Regions from separate parts of the Homo sapiens genome. Here region 2 is linked to region 1. The links are chromatin loops, found by intact Hi-C in ENCODE. Cell type or tissue: chondrocyte. All regions are shown on one strand. Each heading gives the region's core, and the rest is flanking DNA. Links, peaks and the distances in the headings are about the cores only. Region 1 overlaps LOC124903830 (a long non-coding RNA gene). Region 2 has its middle 200 kb from the start of MIR4689.

Region 1 (8,327 bases), core at 13-8,012:
AGAATCCACATTTGAGTGGGGGCTGACTTTGAACCAAGCCCACCTGCCCCAACCTGAGCCTGTTCTCTATCTCACTACACAATTGATGAATGAGGTTTTTAGGTTTTAATAAGTCAGTAGGTCCAGATGTTTCCCAATGTATGTTACGAATGCTAATTATCTTCTAATTACTTATTAGCCGAGGCTGCGCTGGCAACCAGCGCCCCAGAAGCACAGCCAGATGAGTCCAGAGCTTCGGAGAGAAGATTAACTGACGGCTTCTTCTGGCAGCCGCTTCCAGAGATTTCTCATCGCCCATAGGGTTCTCTCCAGTAGTTATTATTTTTGGAGGGGAGAAACCCAGTGGTCTCTGCACTAGGGACGGGTACAGTTAAGTTTTTGGTGCCTCGGAGGTACCTGACACCGGCCGGGCTGACGTGTTTCATCTGGCAGCTCTCGCACTCAATCCCGCCACACCCAGGGCTTAGGAGGGCTGGCAAGACGCAGGGGCCTCGCTCTGAAATGGGAGGGCAGGCTGCTCTCCTCCTAGGCCTTGCCTCTGTATGCCCCTTCTTGAGCCACTGGGCATCCATTCTCTCAGACTCAGGGCCAAGGCCAATAGGAAGGGAGCTTCCCCAAGCCGAGCCTTTGGAAAACGTTTGCCTGCCAGGGGCTCACGTCAGTGAGGGTGTATCTGCCACTCTCTCTCTCACGTCCAGCTTTGAACCTTGTCAGAAGGCCGTGTCCTCTGTGCCACAGTTCCACCTAATGCCAGTTAGTAGGCGAACCCTCTCTTGTCAGGAGACCAGCACTGGCATGGAGGTGGAGGTGCCTCCTTCGGAGGTCCATATTGAAACTCTGGAGGCGGCCGATACCTAGGCGCAGGCCTCTCTTCTTGTTACTGCCACCTCTTTGTTCATCTGGCCCAGCTGGCAAAGAGATTCTGCGGGAGGTCATCCTTGATGGAAGGGCCCATCCGTCATCTCCCTGGTAGATAGGCACCCCTGCCCACTGCGGCAAACCCCTACTTCTGGTTTCCTTTGGAACCCCTTTGTTATTCATGAGGATTACAAATAGACAGTGTGAAAAGTAAAACAGATGGCTGTATTCATCAATCGGGGCAGTGTGTACTAGTTTTATAGAAAATTATGACCTGTTTTTTTCCTGGTATTGAGGTTGCATTGATCTCTGTGGACTCCATGGGGCGTGACACATTCATTCTTCTGGTTGCAGATGCTGGATTGATGTGTGTCCTTGTGGCGAGTGATGCATTTTGCAGAACCCTTCTGGCATCTGGTGGTTCCTGTGTGTGTCACCAGATTCATTCATTCCCGCATTCATGTATTCATCTGCCTACCCACACACCCGTCTATGCACTCATATTAACATTGGTCCATCCATCCACCCACCCACCTGTCCTTCTTCCTCAGGACCATTTGCTGAGTACCAGGCAGCTGGTTCCCTGTGGTGCTTAGAATGTACGCTCCTGGAGGGTGGGGCGGTGTGGGTGGAGCTTGTATCAGCCTGCTCGGGCTGCCGTGACAAAGGACTGCAAACTGAGTGAGTCACACAACCAAAATTGATCACCTCACAGTTCTGGAGGCCAGGAGTCTGAGATTGAGGTGCAGGCAGGGCTGTGTTCCCTCCAAAGGTGATAGGGAAGTGTCTGTGCCAGGCCCCTCTCCTGCTGCTGGTAGTTCTTGGTTTGTGGCGGCATCACTCCAATCATTACATGGCCACAGTGTCCCCTCTGTGTGTGTGTCTCTGATTCACATTTCCCCTTTTGATAAGGATGCTAGTCATTTTGGATTAGGGGCTCACTCTTCTTAACTAATTACATCTACAATGCCACCATTTCCAAGTAAGATCACATTCTGAGGTCCTGGGGGTTAGACTGCAGCATGTGGAGATCGGGGGATACGTTTCGACCTGTAATACCAGCTGTGTTTCATCTCCCCCAGAGAGCACGTTGGACCATTCCCAGGCCTGTGCTGAAGAGCAACTTGCAACCGGGAGAGTCAGGTCCAGTCAGAGCTCCAGCTTCATGCCTGGCCTGGAACCTGATCACTTCAGCCAGCAAATGCCAGCTGTCACCTGCCTCCAAGACCCATTAGGAGGAGGTTCCAGTCAACCCAATGGATCACCTTGGCTTGGTATAGACAGTTAAGGTCAAAACTCCCAAGCATGCTTTTCCCACCAGAAGCATACAGCAAGGAGAGCTAACCTTTGCTGCAGTGCCCACCGTACCCTGAGCTGGCAGCACATTTAGTGGGATGAAGAATGTGAGAGGATCATTGCATACATCCACCAGCCAAGTGTAGGTTCAGCAGCATTTAACAGAACTCTTCCCAGTGACAGTGTCAAAACAGGATGGGTCCTTCATGTCTCTTTTTGTGTAACAGTAGTTTGGAGGTGGGTGGCTGTAGGAAGCTGTTAGGGATCAATACTTAGTCTGTCCTCATCCTCATGGTCCAAGATGGGTGCTAGAACTCCAGCCATCTCATCCATGTCCCAAGCAGGTGTCCCCTCTTAGGGAGACTTCCTGGAAGTACCATCCAACACTTTGCTGATATCTCATTGGTTAGAACGGAATCACATGATCACATCTAGTGTAAAGGAGGCTGGGATACATAGTTTTGTATTAGGTTGGTGCAAAAGTAATTGTGGTAATAATTGAGCACATTGTTGTCCAGCTAGAAATTGGGTTCTAAGGAAGATAGCAAGAATGGATGTTGATCAGGCAATTGGGAGTCTCCACATTTGCCAACAGTCTTGTCTGACCACCTCTCCGGGTGGCAGGCCGAGTGGATTCAGGGAGCACAGTGTTGGGGACAGGCAGGAAAAGGCACGGAACCACAGCACCATGTTCCACATTGCTGTCCTTGGAGTGGGCTGTCTTAAAGGATTTATTTTAGTTATGTGAGGGGCTTGAGTTCCCCAAATGGTCAACTCAGCTTTCAAGAGGTTTCCAGGGGTCAGGAGAGCGGTTTCTGACCCCCGCACTCCAACAGTCCATGGTTCTTCACCTCAAGGCTGCTTAGCACTTCGGGTGAATGAAGAAGGCACACGGGACAGTCTGTCTTCTGTGCAGTCACTGGATCACCCTGGGATAAAGTCTCCCCCAGGCCCTGTCATAGCTCTGGTCCTTCTTAGGAAAGGAAAAGTCCTATTATTGTTTTTAGTTACACGTCATCTTCCTTTTCTTTAACGTGTCTGGTTGAGCAAAATCATCAAAACCCAGATCTTTGTTCAACGCCTGTGTGTCTGGCCCTCCAGCCCGGCCCGGTCAAGGCTGGCAGCCTGCAGTGGGGAGTGGGGTGAGGGCCTTCTGCTGTCTTTAGTCCCACGGGTCTGGACCTCTACTTCCTGCTGGGTCCCAAGGCGCATGGTCCTTTCCAGGTTGGAGGGGGAGGGTATGAGGAAGGGGACAGGGAGGGGAATTCGGCACCAAGAATTTGGGGGGCTTCTTGGAGAATGATTCCTATCCAGTCCCTGGAATGCTGCTGTCTCGACGGAGGCCAGCCCTCTCCTTGCACTGCTGGGGCTTCCTGGCTGGCCCCAGGGCACCTGGCCATGCACTTCCCACAGGTGCTGAGGGCTCTGATCCATCTACTCCTCCCAGGAGGGTCCTCTTTAAAGGGACCCCAGGCCATTATCCTTACCAGGAGACCCACAGATTGGCCCCTGTGGTTGGTGGGGAGGCATCTCCCTTCAGCCCTCTCCTCCTTCTTCCGCTGGGAGCCAGGGCTAGCCACAGCCTGGGTGCAGACTGGCCTTTGGGAGCGAGTCCCTGCAGGCTGTGTCCTGTGCACTCCTGGGGACAGACAACAGTCCCTCTGCCCACCCCCACAGGGAGCTCCTTCAAGCTCCTCTCCCTTCCATGAGGTGAGAGTAAGGGCCTCCACCCATTCCCTGGAGGGGAGGAATACAGGGGCCTCACAGCCTCTTTCTAAAGAAGAAACCAGCTTGACAATCTCCAGCTGCCCTCTTGGCTTCTTCAGCCCTCGAGGTGGGTGAGGCTGAGGGCTGGCACACGGGGGCCATGCACGTGCAGGTGCACCTGCTGCAGACTGTAGAGTCGCTGCTGGCATCATTCGACTTTGGCCTCCAGCAGAGACTGAGTCAGGAGCCCCATTGTGATGTTCTAAGAATCACCGGAGCAATTTGTTAAAATGCAGGTTCCTGGGGACAACCTCCAGAGACTGGGTTCAGCTGGTTTGTTATGGGGCCAGGGGACCTGCATTGACCCCATACCCCAGCTGATGCTGATGCTGGGGGTCCTGCAGGGACTTTTGGTTGTCCTTAGGGGTGGAATGCAATACACAGTCACCATGGCAACCCCCATCCTGTTTTTCTTGGAGCCCACAGGCCCAAGACCTTTCTCAGCCCGTCTCGGCTGCCTTTCCAGACACTCCACTTAAATGGCTGTTTTATTTTGTCATAGCCTGCGGATCTAGTTAAATGCCTATAATACAGCAGTGTTATCTGAGAGAGACACGCACACTTTCTTGACTAGATTTCCAAGAAATTTTATGAAAGGCTGATTTTCTTTGAAAGGCCTGGCTCCTTTATGTGGTGGAATAGAATCGTTTTGGAATTGATATTCTCAAGGACGGCGAGAGCCTCCTCCCGTCTTCCACTATTCTAAGATGTTTGTAGTCCCTCTCTCCCTTCTTCTTGCTGATAACCGAAGCCCGCCGCCTCTTCATCTTCAAAAGCACAACATAAATTAGATGAAAAGAGTTTTTGTATAAAATATTTAACCCCTCCTTAGTTCTTGGACAATCCCAGCGGTGTTTGCATGGCTGTACCGCCTTAAACCTGGCGGTGAGAGGAACGCAAGCCTGGGCGTCCGGTCCTCTCTTCCCCACCCACCTCCCTCTGCAGCCTCCTTTCCGCCCTCTGGATCCAGCCACCTGTGCTCCAGCAGGTCCCCGGAGGGCCTTAGACCTAGCTCTGCCTGGCCTGCACATGGCATCCCATAACCGTGTGCATTTTCTTTTTTCCTTTCTCTCTTTTTTTTTTTTTTTGAGACAGAGTCTTGCTCTGTTGCCTAGGCTGCAGTGCAGCGGCGCGATCTCAGCTCACTGCAAGCTCCGCCTCCCGGGTTCACGCCATTCTCCTGCCTCAGCCTCCTGAGTAGCTGGGACTACAGGTGCCCGCCACCACGCCCGGCTAATTTTTTGTATTTTTAGCAGAGACGGGGTTTCACCATATTAGCCAGGATGGTCTCGATCTCCTGACCTCGTGATCCACCCACCTCGGCCTCCCAGAGTGTTAGGATTACAGGCGTGAGCCACTGCATCCAGCCTCCACGTGCATTTTCTAAAACCGACTTCAATTTATTTTATTTTAATTTTTTTATTTTTTATTTGAGAACAAAGCCTTGCCTTTGTCGCCCAGGCTGGAGTGCGATGGTGCAATCTCAGCTCACGGCAACCTCTGTCTCCTGGGTTCAAGCGATTCTCCTGCCTCAGCCTCCCTAGTAGCTGGGACTACAGGCACATGCCACCACGCCTGGCTAACTTTTTGTATTTTTAGTAGAGACGGGGTTTCACTATATTGGCCAGGCTGGTCTGGAACTCCTGACCTCAGGTGATCCACCTGCCTTGGCCTCCCAAAGTGCTGGAGCTACAGTCATGAGCCACCGCTCTTGGCCAACTGACTTCAATTTTATCCTCCTTATCAATCTTGGGTACCTCCTCCAGGCCCCATATGTACAGCTTTGGAACAAAGTTTTTGCCCCTTCTTGCCCCTGGAGGGAGGCAGGACTGACGGGTGCCTGAAGGCTCAGGACAAAGGATGCAGGGGAATGCCCAGGGACAGGACAGCTTCTTAGAGGTTAGTGCCACTGCCCAGCCCAGACTGCCTTTTGGGGTGACAGTTCAAACCCAGGTCCACCACTGGAATATGACTCAGCCTTAAATAGGAAGGAAACTCACATACCTGCGTGGCTGAACCTTGAGGATGCCGTGCTAAGTGAAATAAGCCAGTCGCAAAAAGACGGATACTGGATGATTCCATTTGTAGGAGGTCCCGGGGGTTGTCAAATTCACAGAGACAGAAAGTAGGATGGTGGTTGCCAGGGGCTGGGGAGAGGGAGGAATGGGAATTATTTTTTATAAGTACAGTTGCTGTTTTGCAAGATGAAAAGAGCTCTGAAGACGGATGGTGGTGATGACAGTGACATAAAATGTGAATGTACTTAATGCCACTGAATTGTGCACTTAAAAATGGTTAAAATGGGCTGGGCGCGGTGGCTCATGCCTGTAATCCCAGCACTTTGGGAGGCCAAGATGGGTGGATCACCTCTGGTAGGGAGTTCGAGACCAGCCTGACCAACATGGAGAAACCCTGTCTCTACTAAAAATACAAAATTAGCCAGGCGTGGTGGCGGGCGCCTGTAGTCCTGGCTACTCAGGAGGCTGAGGCAGGAGAATCACTTGAACCCAGGAGGCAGAGGTTGCAGTGAGCCAAGGTCGCACCACTGCACTCCAGCCTGGGCAACAAGAGCAAAACTCCGTCTCAAAAAAAAAAAAAAAAAAAAAAAAAAAAGCATGTTAGGTATATTGTACACAATTAAACAAATGAATTAAAAAAAGAAAAAATCCAGGTCTATCTCCTAGGAACTGTAAGCTTAGGGAAGGCTTGAAGCCTCCATTTCCTCATCCAGAAAGCAAGGACGTTATACAAATCAAGGCTGACAGGAGGGTTTTCTGAGAGAAAGGAGAGAATCACGATGTGAAAACTGTAGCCCACCCCAAAAATACAGAACATGATTGAGAAATCGTTTGCTTGTTTACTAAGTTTTCAGAGTTCATTCTCAGATATATAGTTTGCAAATATTTTCTCTCATTTGGTAGCTTGTCTTTTAATCCTCTTGAAGGATCTTTCGCAGAGCACACATATTAAATTTTGAGGAAAGCCAGTTAATTTCTTACTTTTACAGATTGTGCTTTTGGTATCAAGTGTTAGAACCCTTTGCCTAGCTGTAGATGCTGAAGTTTTTCTCCAATTGTTTCTAAAAGTTTTAGAGTTCTATGTTTTATTTTATGTATTTGATCCATTTTGAGTTGATGTTTTAATTAAAAAGACGAGTTTCTTTTCTTCTTTTTTTTTTAGCCTATGGACATCCAATTGCTCCGTTAGAGCATTTGTTGAAAATGCTTTCCTTGCTCCATGTGATGACTCTGGTGCCCTTGTCAAAAGCCAGCTGGGCCTATTCGTGTGGGTCTGTTTCTGGGTTCTCTATTTTGTTCCATTGGCCTATAGGTCTGTCTCCCCGCAATCCCACACTCTTAGCGACTGTGACTATACAAGTCTTGAAATTGGGTAGATGAATTCTTCCTACTTTCCTTCCTTCCTTCCTTCCTTCCTTCCTTCCTTCCTTCCTCCCTCCCTTCTTTCCTTCCTTCCTTCCTTCCTCCCTTCCTTCCTCTCTTTCTCTCTTTATCTCTTTCTCTCTCTCTTTCTCTTTCTTTCTCTCCTTTCTTTCTTTCTTTCTTTCTTTCTCTCTCTCTCTTTCTTTCTTTCTTTTTTTCCCTCTCTCTCTTTCTTTTATTTTTTATTTTTTTGAGACAGAGTTTTGCCCTTGATGCCCAGGCTGGAATAGTGCGATCTTGGCTCACTGCAACCTCCACCTCCCAGGTTCAAGCAATTCTCCTGCCTCAGCCTCCCGAGTAGCTGGGATTACAGGCATACGCCACCATGCCTGGTGAATTTTTGTGTTTTTAGTAGAGACAGGATTTCACTAGATTGGCTAAGCTGGTCTTGAACTCCTGACCTCAGGTGATCCACCCGCCTTGACCTCTGAAAGTGCTGGGATTACAGGTGTGAGCCACCACACCGGGCCTTATTTTCCTTTTTCGCAATTGTTTTGGCTACTCTAGTACCTTTGTCTTTTCACATCAATTTTATTTTATTTATTTATTTTTGAGACTGGGTCTTACCTTGTCACCCGGGCTGAAGTGCAATGGCGTGATCTTGGCTCACTGCAACTTCTGCCTCCCGGATTCAAGCGATTCTCCTGCCTAAGCCTCCTGAGTAGATGGGATTACAGGCACACACAGCCATGCCCGGCTAAATTTGGAATAATCTTATCTATATCTATAAAAAGTCTCACTGGGCTTTTGATGGGAATTGTGTTAAGCCTGTATGTAAATCCACTTAGGGAGAAATGGCATCTTTACTATTTTGAGTCTTCCAATCCATGAACATGATATGTCTCTCAATTTATTTAGATCTTTATTGATTTCTTTCATCAGTGTGGTGTACTGTTTAGCATAGAAACCCTATACGTTTTTTAGATTTATAATGATTTAATTTGTTTTAGTGATTGTAAACGGTAT
Region 2 (8,327 bases), core at 134-8,133, 47 kb after region 1:
GCACCCGTGGGCTCTTCTCCCACCAAGGTCAAGGCCCTACTGTTAGGTTGTCCCGGGTAGAGCCTGAGAGGGGCAGCCACCAGCTCTGGCCAGACGCCCGGTCATTGGCCACCCAGGCATAAGGAGAACTGCAAGTGAGTGATTAAAATCCCACACCCGGGCTTCTCCATCCCAGCGTGTGAATGGCTGTGCTCCAGCTGAGACGAGCACTTGGGTGGCAGGAATTGTGCCTTGTCAAAGGCCACTGGAAATGAGCTTTGAAGTCCCCTCGGGGTTCTAGGGCTGGACAGGGATGAAAGAGCCCTCATATGTGGTTCTAAGCACCCAGAAGATGGGCATAACTGAATGATTCCGGGCCTCCGGAGGCTGAGGTCGGTGAGTACAAAGGGAAAGGGATTGGCAAAGCAGCCTTGGCCCGGGGCCAGGGAGGACTCCGTGAAGGGCTGGCCAGGCGTGGAGGTCATCGGCCAGGGTGGTGGCATCTTATGGTCCCAGGAGCACGAGCGTGGAAAGGTCCAGACAGTGGAGAGAGGCAGCCCCCGTTCCAGTCTTGGATCCCCCAGTGATCTGCTCTGGGTGGTCAGTCACCTGCCCGGCCTCACCCTTGCTTTGGAAGGTGGGGGTTGAACACCTGCTGCTCGGGGCTGTCTTGACAGTGCCTGGCATGTGGCAGGTGCTGGTGCGTGGAAGCGTCTCCACTACGTGGCTGGCCTCAGAGCCCAGGAACCTGCTCAAGGAGGTCCCCCAGGAATGGTGCCAGGCTGCAGGTGGGGATGCAATAAACAAAGCTGAAGGCTTTTGGAAAACACAAAGCAAAAAAAACAAAAAACAAAACAAAACCAAAAACCAATGAATGGCCCATTCGCTTCTAATATGTTGTTGGAGGCAGGGCTAGGTTGTGTCACTGTATTCATGGGCTCAGGTTAAGGGGCCTGGGACCAGACTGGGGCCACACCAGTGGGTTTGAAGCACATCCCTGGAAAATAGTCTCTGATGATCCTTTCCTTGGCACCAGGGTCCGACCTCTGCCTCCTCTGCCCCTGCCTCTGGGGTAAGATGAGAGTGTTATGTCTTCGGTGAATACAGAGCTTTGGGTCCTGCCCCTAGCAGCTATTTGACCTCCCAGGGCCAGTAGCCCCTTCCGTAAGATGGGAGTGATGATGGTCCTTCCTCCCTCCCAGGCTGGTGTTAAGTACTCATCACATGGAAGCCAGGATGAGTTTTGTTCCAAGTCAGGGCAAAATGCCCAATGTCCCAAATGTCTAGGGACTAGAGGGGTGAGGGGTGAAGGGGGCTGGAGCTGAGGGCCTGGCTCTTGCCTCCGTGTGGGGAGAAGGGCCTGGCAGAGCCGAGGCCAGACCTCACATGGGTTCCAGCATGGGGCTCCGGGCAGCTCATGATCGCTAATTTCCCTAATAATGATGGTAATAACAATAATCATGGAAGTTCATTTGCTTTAATGTGTGTGTATATACGAGCCGTCATTTTGTGGGAGTCACACTCTTGATTGAGGGTGATTAAATAGTGCTCAGTCATCCTGGGCAGGAGGTGGCTTCTGGCAGGGACAAGGCTGCCCTACAAAGAATGTGGCTTGGAGAGGAGGAAGTGTTGACTGATTTTCCCCAGAGGTTGGGGAAACAGGCTATGACAAAGCACGTGTGCACGTGTGTGTATGTGTTTGTGCACGTGTATGCACTGCCACTGAATACTACAATACATACGAGATTCTCAGGCAAAGGCTCCTCCTTTCTTTCCAACACCACAGGGCCCTGACGGCTGGTTCAGACATGGTCAGAAGTGGGAGAGAGAGAGCCTGCTCTGGGCTTTGCCATGCACACAGCAGGAGCTCAGGAATATTCCCGTGTGTCTAGGGAAGGGTCAGAGGCTCTTAAGCCTAGATGGAGCAAGGCTGTCGCTCCTGGGAGGTTAGCAAACTGTCAGGAAGAGGAGGAGGTGAGTGCTAGGCCTTGGGGCTTTTTACTACCCTGCCAAAGCCTCAGCTGCCCTGTGCCAGCAGGACTTCCTTCAGGGAAGTAGAATTCTTGCCCAGTGTCGCACAGTTTCTAAGTGGAGGAGCTGAGATTTGAACTCATGTCTGTAAACTTCTCACACTATGTCACTCACTTCCTGCAGGGACACATCTGACCACAGCAGGTACTAGGAAGCAGCTGGTGACTGGAGGATCCGATGGCAGATGGCAGGGACTGGGATTCTGAGCCAAAGGCCAGCTGCTGGGAGACTCCTGAGGGGAAGGGGGCAGGGTGGGTGGAGCAGGGCTGAGGGGTCACAGCCATAGGAAGAGCAAGCCCTGGGCCACCAGGGCTGACCCCCAGGTGAGTCTGAAGCCAAATCCCAAGTTACGGACTTCTATGGGGTAAACTGTGTCCTCCTGAAATTCATATGTAGAAGTCTTAACCTGCAGGACCTCAGAATGTGGCCTTACTTGGAATAAGGTGCTTGCGGTTATAATGAATTAAGATGGGGTTGTATTGGTGTAGTAGGGTCCCCTAATGCAATTTGACCAGTATACTTACAAAAAGGGGAAGGAAGGTCCAGACCCCCACACAGGGAGGACACCACGGGAAGGTGAAGGCAGAGGGGCTGATGCTTCTTCAAGCCAGCGGAGGGCAAGGGTTGCCAACAAAACACTGGAGGCTGGGAGAGACGTGGAAGAGATTCTCTCTCACAGCCCCTGAAGGAACCAGCCCTGCTCCCACCTTGATCTTGGACATCTGGCCTCCGGAGCGGAGAGAGAATAAAGTTTGGCTGCTTTAAGTCACTTAGTTTGTGGTGCTTTGTTACTGCAGCCCCAGGACACAAATACACTGATCTGGAGCAGCTGTGAGAAGGTTTACCTGGAGATGGGCCCAAGTGAAGGGTTGTGGGGAAGCCAGGAGATACGCTCCACGTCTGAGCAGGTGCTCTGAGGACTGTGTCAGGGCTCCATGCTGTTCTTTTCTCCTTCTCCTATGAGGCAGCATGTTCCAGGTGGGGGCATGTTCCAGGTGGAGGGTGTGTCCAAGCAGGGGGCGTGATGCAGGAGGAGGCATGTCCCAGGAGTGGGGGGTGTCCTGGGGGCTATCCCAGGTGGGCGTATGTTTCAGAGCGTGAGTCCCAGGAGGCTATATTGCAGGAGAGGGCGTGTCCTGGAGGCTGTCCCAGGTGGGGGCATGTCCTAGGAGGGGTGTGTTTCAGGTGAGGGCGTGTCCAAGGGAGGACATGTTCCAGGGGGTGTGTCCTAGGTTGGGGAAGTGTTCCAGGTGGGGAGACACCTGCAGCCTGGATGGCAGAGAGAAGAGCACCGTGGGCCAGGGCCCCAGCTGCACCTTGGCAAGGACGCAGCAAGAGCAAGATGTCACCTTGATGTCATAAGCCACCAGGTTTGGTGGTTGTCACTGCAACGTGACCCAGCCAGAGCTGACCAATGAAATGCCTGAAGCTCCTCTTGCAGGGTTTGGCGTCAGGATGCCAGGTTATCCCCTGGGAGTCAGCCGCCCCTTGGTCCTGAGGTTCTCATTACAGGCCTGGCTCAGGGCTCCTGCCTCCCAGGCTCAGGCCAGCACTGGGCCAAAGAGCACCTTCAGTGAAGATTTACTGGGAGAAGGAGGTGGGGAAGGCAGCTCATAGAAGAGGCTGAGGCCATTCCTGTCCAAGGCAATTATCTCCCGCCTCTGCGACTGACTTTAATAGTCATGTTATTTATTAATGTGTTAATCAATGCTATCTCCTTGGGTAATTGCATGCACCTCTTACCAAGCAGGCCTCTTTAGGGCCCTCTGGGTCTTCTGAGTTGGCAGTTGCTCTGTGCATCAGCCCATTGAAGGCTCCTACACCCCCTTGAAGATCCTGAGGGGGTGGAGACAGAAGAAAAAGAATTTCCCCTGAAGGGCAGAGGGCGGACTCTGTTGCAATAAAAAAAGATAATGATTGCCATCCATTTTGGGGGTCTCCGTGTGTGCCAGGCCTGGTCCTAAATGCTTATTTTGTTTAATCCTTGTGCCAAGGGGAAGCAGCTTGGTGGAGGAACAGAGACCCTGGCACCAGATTGCATGAGCCAACATGCTGCCTCTTCTGGGCTCTGTGACTTTGTAAAACTCACTTCCTCTCTTTCTTCAGTTTCCTCATCTGGAAGCTGGTGCCGATGATGGCTCCCGTCTCACAGGTGTGCTGTGAGGATTCCACAAGTTTATGCCTGTGGAGCGCTGGCTTGGTGTGCTATTGTCCCATTTCCAGATGAGCAGAGTGAGGCATGGAGAAGTCCTATGATTTGCTCAAGTTTCTCTGGCTAGGCAGGGGCCCAGACAGCATTGAACCCAGGTCACTTGGTCCTACAGTCATTTACTCAACCATAACATTTTGAGGTTTCAAAAAACCCAGCACTGCCTTTACTGGGGATGAAAAAGCAGCTCTGCCATGTGGACTTTGATTCACCTTCATGGCCACTCTTGTCTGTACTGTCTGTCTCTGCCTTCTCTTTCCTAGGTCTCCACGTGGGTTTGTCCCACATTTAGGTTCTCCACAGGTCCCCTTAGGAACGGTTCTGTTGTGACTTCTGCTGAACCCACTGCCTGGTCCGCATCTCCCTTAACACCCTTTGGGACGCGTTGGAAAGGAGGACGGTTTTTGTAAACTGAAAAGACATTTGTGTGTGCCAATCAGCCTTGGCACTTCTCTTACAAGCTTAACAAAATTGAAGACCAAAGGTGCCCCCTCCATAGCCCAAGACTGAAGATAAATCCTGAAATGAAAGATTACCAAAGATTCATCCAACTTCCTATTCCAAGTCAATCTTCTATCCTTGGATTGTAACCTTGCAGGATCTTTAACTCATATCCTTTCAGGGATCATAAAAGTGAGCACATCAAACCTGCCATGATAAAGTTGTGGAAAAGTGGGCAATATTGCCAAAGGCAAAATATCTGGGCTATATTTTGGTCTGAGGTCATCATTTGAGATTCCTGGAAATTAGGGAATATGGAGGCCAACTCCCATAGGGATGTTGTATAAGACTCCAAACCCTAAGTCAATGATCTCAACCCTGTGGGTCAGCAGTCTCCATGTAATGGGGCATCTTAACCCATTTTGTGCTGCTATAACAGAATACCATAGACTAGGGAATCTATAAAGAAAAGACATTTATTTCTTAGCGTTCTGGAGGCTAGGAAGTCCAAGTATGAGGGGTCTGCATCTGGTGAGGGCCTTCTTGCTGTGTCATCTCATGGCTGAAGACAGAAGAGAAAGAGTTTGAGAAAGAAAGAGAGAAAAAGGGGCTGAACTTGCTTTTAATACACGCCCACTCCCAAGATAACTAACCCACCCCCAAGATAACGAACCCACTCCTGAGATAATGACATTAATCCATGCATGGGGGCAGAATCTCATAACCTAATCACTCTTATTAGGCCTGCCTCTCAACACTGTCACATAGAGGATTAAGTTTCCAACACGTGAGATCTGGGGGACACATGCAGATCATAGCATGGGAGATTGATGAGTATATGGGAAGGACCAGTCATGAATATTTTGGCTGAGAGTTGTATTTGAGAGCTGAAGCCATGGTCTATCATGGCAGGGCACACATAGACCTTTGAATGCTCTGAGAAATGAATATTGAACAGTGTAACTCATGGCAGAAGGTGGAATATTTAAAACGCAGAACTGCCTGGGTCAAGTAAAAGAGTGAACAAACAGCCTGCAGCCTATGGCTGGCTTCTCTTCCCTTCCTGTTCCCACCTTTCACCTTTCTCTCATTCTCTCTTTCCCTCCCTCCCTCCCTCTCTCCCTTCCTTCCTTCCCTCCCTCCCCTCCCTCCCTCTCTCCCTCCTTCTCTCCTCCCTTCCCTCCCACTCTCCTTCCTTCCTTCCTCTCCCTTCCTCTTTCTCTCCATCCCTCCTTCCTTGTTTCTTTCCTTCTTACTTTCTCTTTCTCTCCCTCCCTCCTTCCTTGTTTCTTTCCTTCTTACTTTCTCTTTCTTTTTCTCTCTCTCCTTCCTTCCTTCTCCTTTCTCTCTCTCTTTCCATCTTTCTCTACCTCCATCCTTCCTTCTCTCATTCTTTCCTTCCTTCTCTCTCTTTCCTTCTTTGTTCCTTCCCTTCCTTCCTTCTTTCCTTCCTTCCTTCTTTCTTTCCTTCCTTCCTTCCTTCCTTCCTTCCTTCCTTCCTTCCTTCCTTCCTTCCTTCCTTCCTTCCTTTCTCACTGCCCTCCTGCCTTCCTTTCTTCTCTCTTTCTTTGACTGATGTGTTCTGAGCCCAAGCACCCTGTGGGGTACTAAATGGTACCAAAATTGACTCAAGAATCAAGAAGAAATAGAAAACCTAAGAAGTACTATAACATGAAGAAAATAAAATCTCTAGTAAAATAAAATCTTTCACAAAGGAAAGACTAGGCCTAGATGGTTTTATGAGCAAATTTTACAAACTTTCAAAGAATGATCATTCTAATTATGTCCCAAACAACTGTAGCTAGGAATATTAATGCTTGATTTTTCATGAGCCTCATTTCCTAAAATCTGTAGGCTCGAAGGTAGATTGGCATGTGTTGGAAATCCTCAAACGTTGTGCAGTTCCTTGGAGTTTTAGCATTAAAAAAGAGAGGTCTTGCCTGCATTAACTTTGAATTTTGTAACAGTTACCAGTTAATAGAGATACTCTATGCATTTATACACACCCTGATTTTATAGGAATGGAGGCATATCAGACACATGGCTCAGACACATGGCTCTGCACCCAGGGTTTTTACTTTATAACATATCTTGGACATCATTTTTGAGCATCCTTTTAAAATTTATTTTTTTTAAGTAGCTGCATGTATTCTATCATATGAATAACCATAATTTCAATAAGCAGTAAAGTGATAATCATTAATGTGATTGATAAACATTAAAGTGATTTCCATACTTTTGTTAATTAAAAAGGTGGTATAATACTTTCTCCCATTCATACATAATTCCTGGAAATTTCTGGAAATGAAATACATACATAATTCCTGGTAAATTTCTGGAAATGAAATCGCTGAATCAGAGAGTATTTCCACTTATAATTTTGGTAGATGTTGTTTAATCACAATTGATAAAGTTTGTACCAATTTATAATCCCAGTAACAAGATGTGAGTACCACTTCAAACTCCACAACTTCACTGGCATTGCTTTACCAAACTTGGTCTTTGCACATCTGGTGGGTGGAAATGTTATGTTGTTGTAGTTTTGTTTTGTTTATTTTTTATTTATTTATTTTTTATTATACTTTAAGTTTTAGGGTACATGTGCGCAACGTGCTGGTTAGCTACATATGTATACATGTGCCGTGTTGGTGTGCTGCACCCATTAACTTGTCATTTAACATTAGGTATATCTCCTAATGCTATCCCTCCCCCACTCCCCCACCCCACAACAGGCCCCGGTGTGTGATGTTCCCCTTCCTGTGTCCCTGTGTTCTCATTGTTCAATTCCCACCTATGAGTGAGAACATGAGGTGTTTGGTTTTTTGTCCTTGTGATAGTTTGCTGAGAATGATGGTTTCCAGCTTCATCCATGTCCCTACAAAGGACATGAACTCATCATTTTTTATGGCTGCATAGTATTCCATGGTGTATATGTGCCACATTTTCTTAATCCTCACTGATGGACATTTGGGTTTGTTCCAAGTCTTTGCTATTGTGAATAGTGCCACAATAAACATACATGTGCATGTGTCTTTATAGCAGCATGATTTATAATCCTTTGGGTATATACCCAGTAATGGGATTGCTGGGTCAAATGGTATTTCTAGTTCTAGATCCCTGAGGAAGTGCCACACTGACTTCCACAATGGTTGAACTAGTTTACAGTCCCACCAACAGTGTAAAAGTGTTCCTATTTCTCCACATCCTCTCCAGCACCTGTTGTTTCCTGACTTTTTAATGATCGCCATTCTAACTGGTGTGAGATGGTATCTCATTTTGGTTTTGATTTGCATTTCTCTGATGGCCAGATTTCTTCTCTTCTTATGACAAGTTTGGTCATGTTTTCATCTACTGAGCCATTCAGTTCCTTTTCTGTGAACTCTCTTGTTCTTTAAGGCTATTGTGCTTTTTTCTTACTGATTTTTGTAGGAGCTCTTTATTTAATAGAGAAATTAAGTCTATGTATATGATAGAAATTGAAGATGTTTTTGTGGTGTATGCTTAGGGAAACGAAACAAAATAAAACAAAACAAAACAGAAAGTTCTGTTTATGGTTGCTTTTACCCGGAAGAAAATTTTGTCTTCTTAACATTTATCTTTAACATTTTAAATGTTAAACACAAATGTGGTTTAACATTTTGAATGTTAAACATAAATATGGTTTAAC

Evidence for each region. A loop is a pair of places that touch in the nucleus more often than their neighbours do. Peaks named below come from ENCODE experiments on the same cell type or tissue, not always from the same donor. Only the 100,000 strongest peaks of a DNase experiment are listed, where the experiment ranks them.
Region 2: it touches region 1 in a loop (4-fold over the local background); 4 of 110 quality-filtered maps call a loop at or near these places.

What each region holds. Positions count from the first base shown.
Region 1 is chr1:5,700,918-5,709,244 of GRCh38, reverse strand. LOC124903830 (a long non-coding RNA gene) reads left to right here. Exons shown (of 3, transcript XR_007065441.1): 2 at 179-369; 3 at 1,941-4,934. Among named protein-coding and RNA genes, the nearest start is that of MIR4689, 160 kb to the left of the region's middle. In chondrocyte, for the core only: no CTCF peak of the experiment used is centred there; a DNase peak (open chromatin) is centred at 3,734.
Region 2 is chr1:5,653,702-5,662,028 of GRCh38, reverse strand. No RefSeq gene overlaps it. Among named protein-coding and RNA genes, the nearest start is that of MIR4689, 200 kb to the left of the region's middle. RefSeq lists enhancers at 2,698-3,198, 3,199-3,699. In chondrocyte, for the core only: no CTCF peak of the experiment used is centred there; no DNase peak of the experiment used is centred there.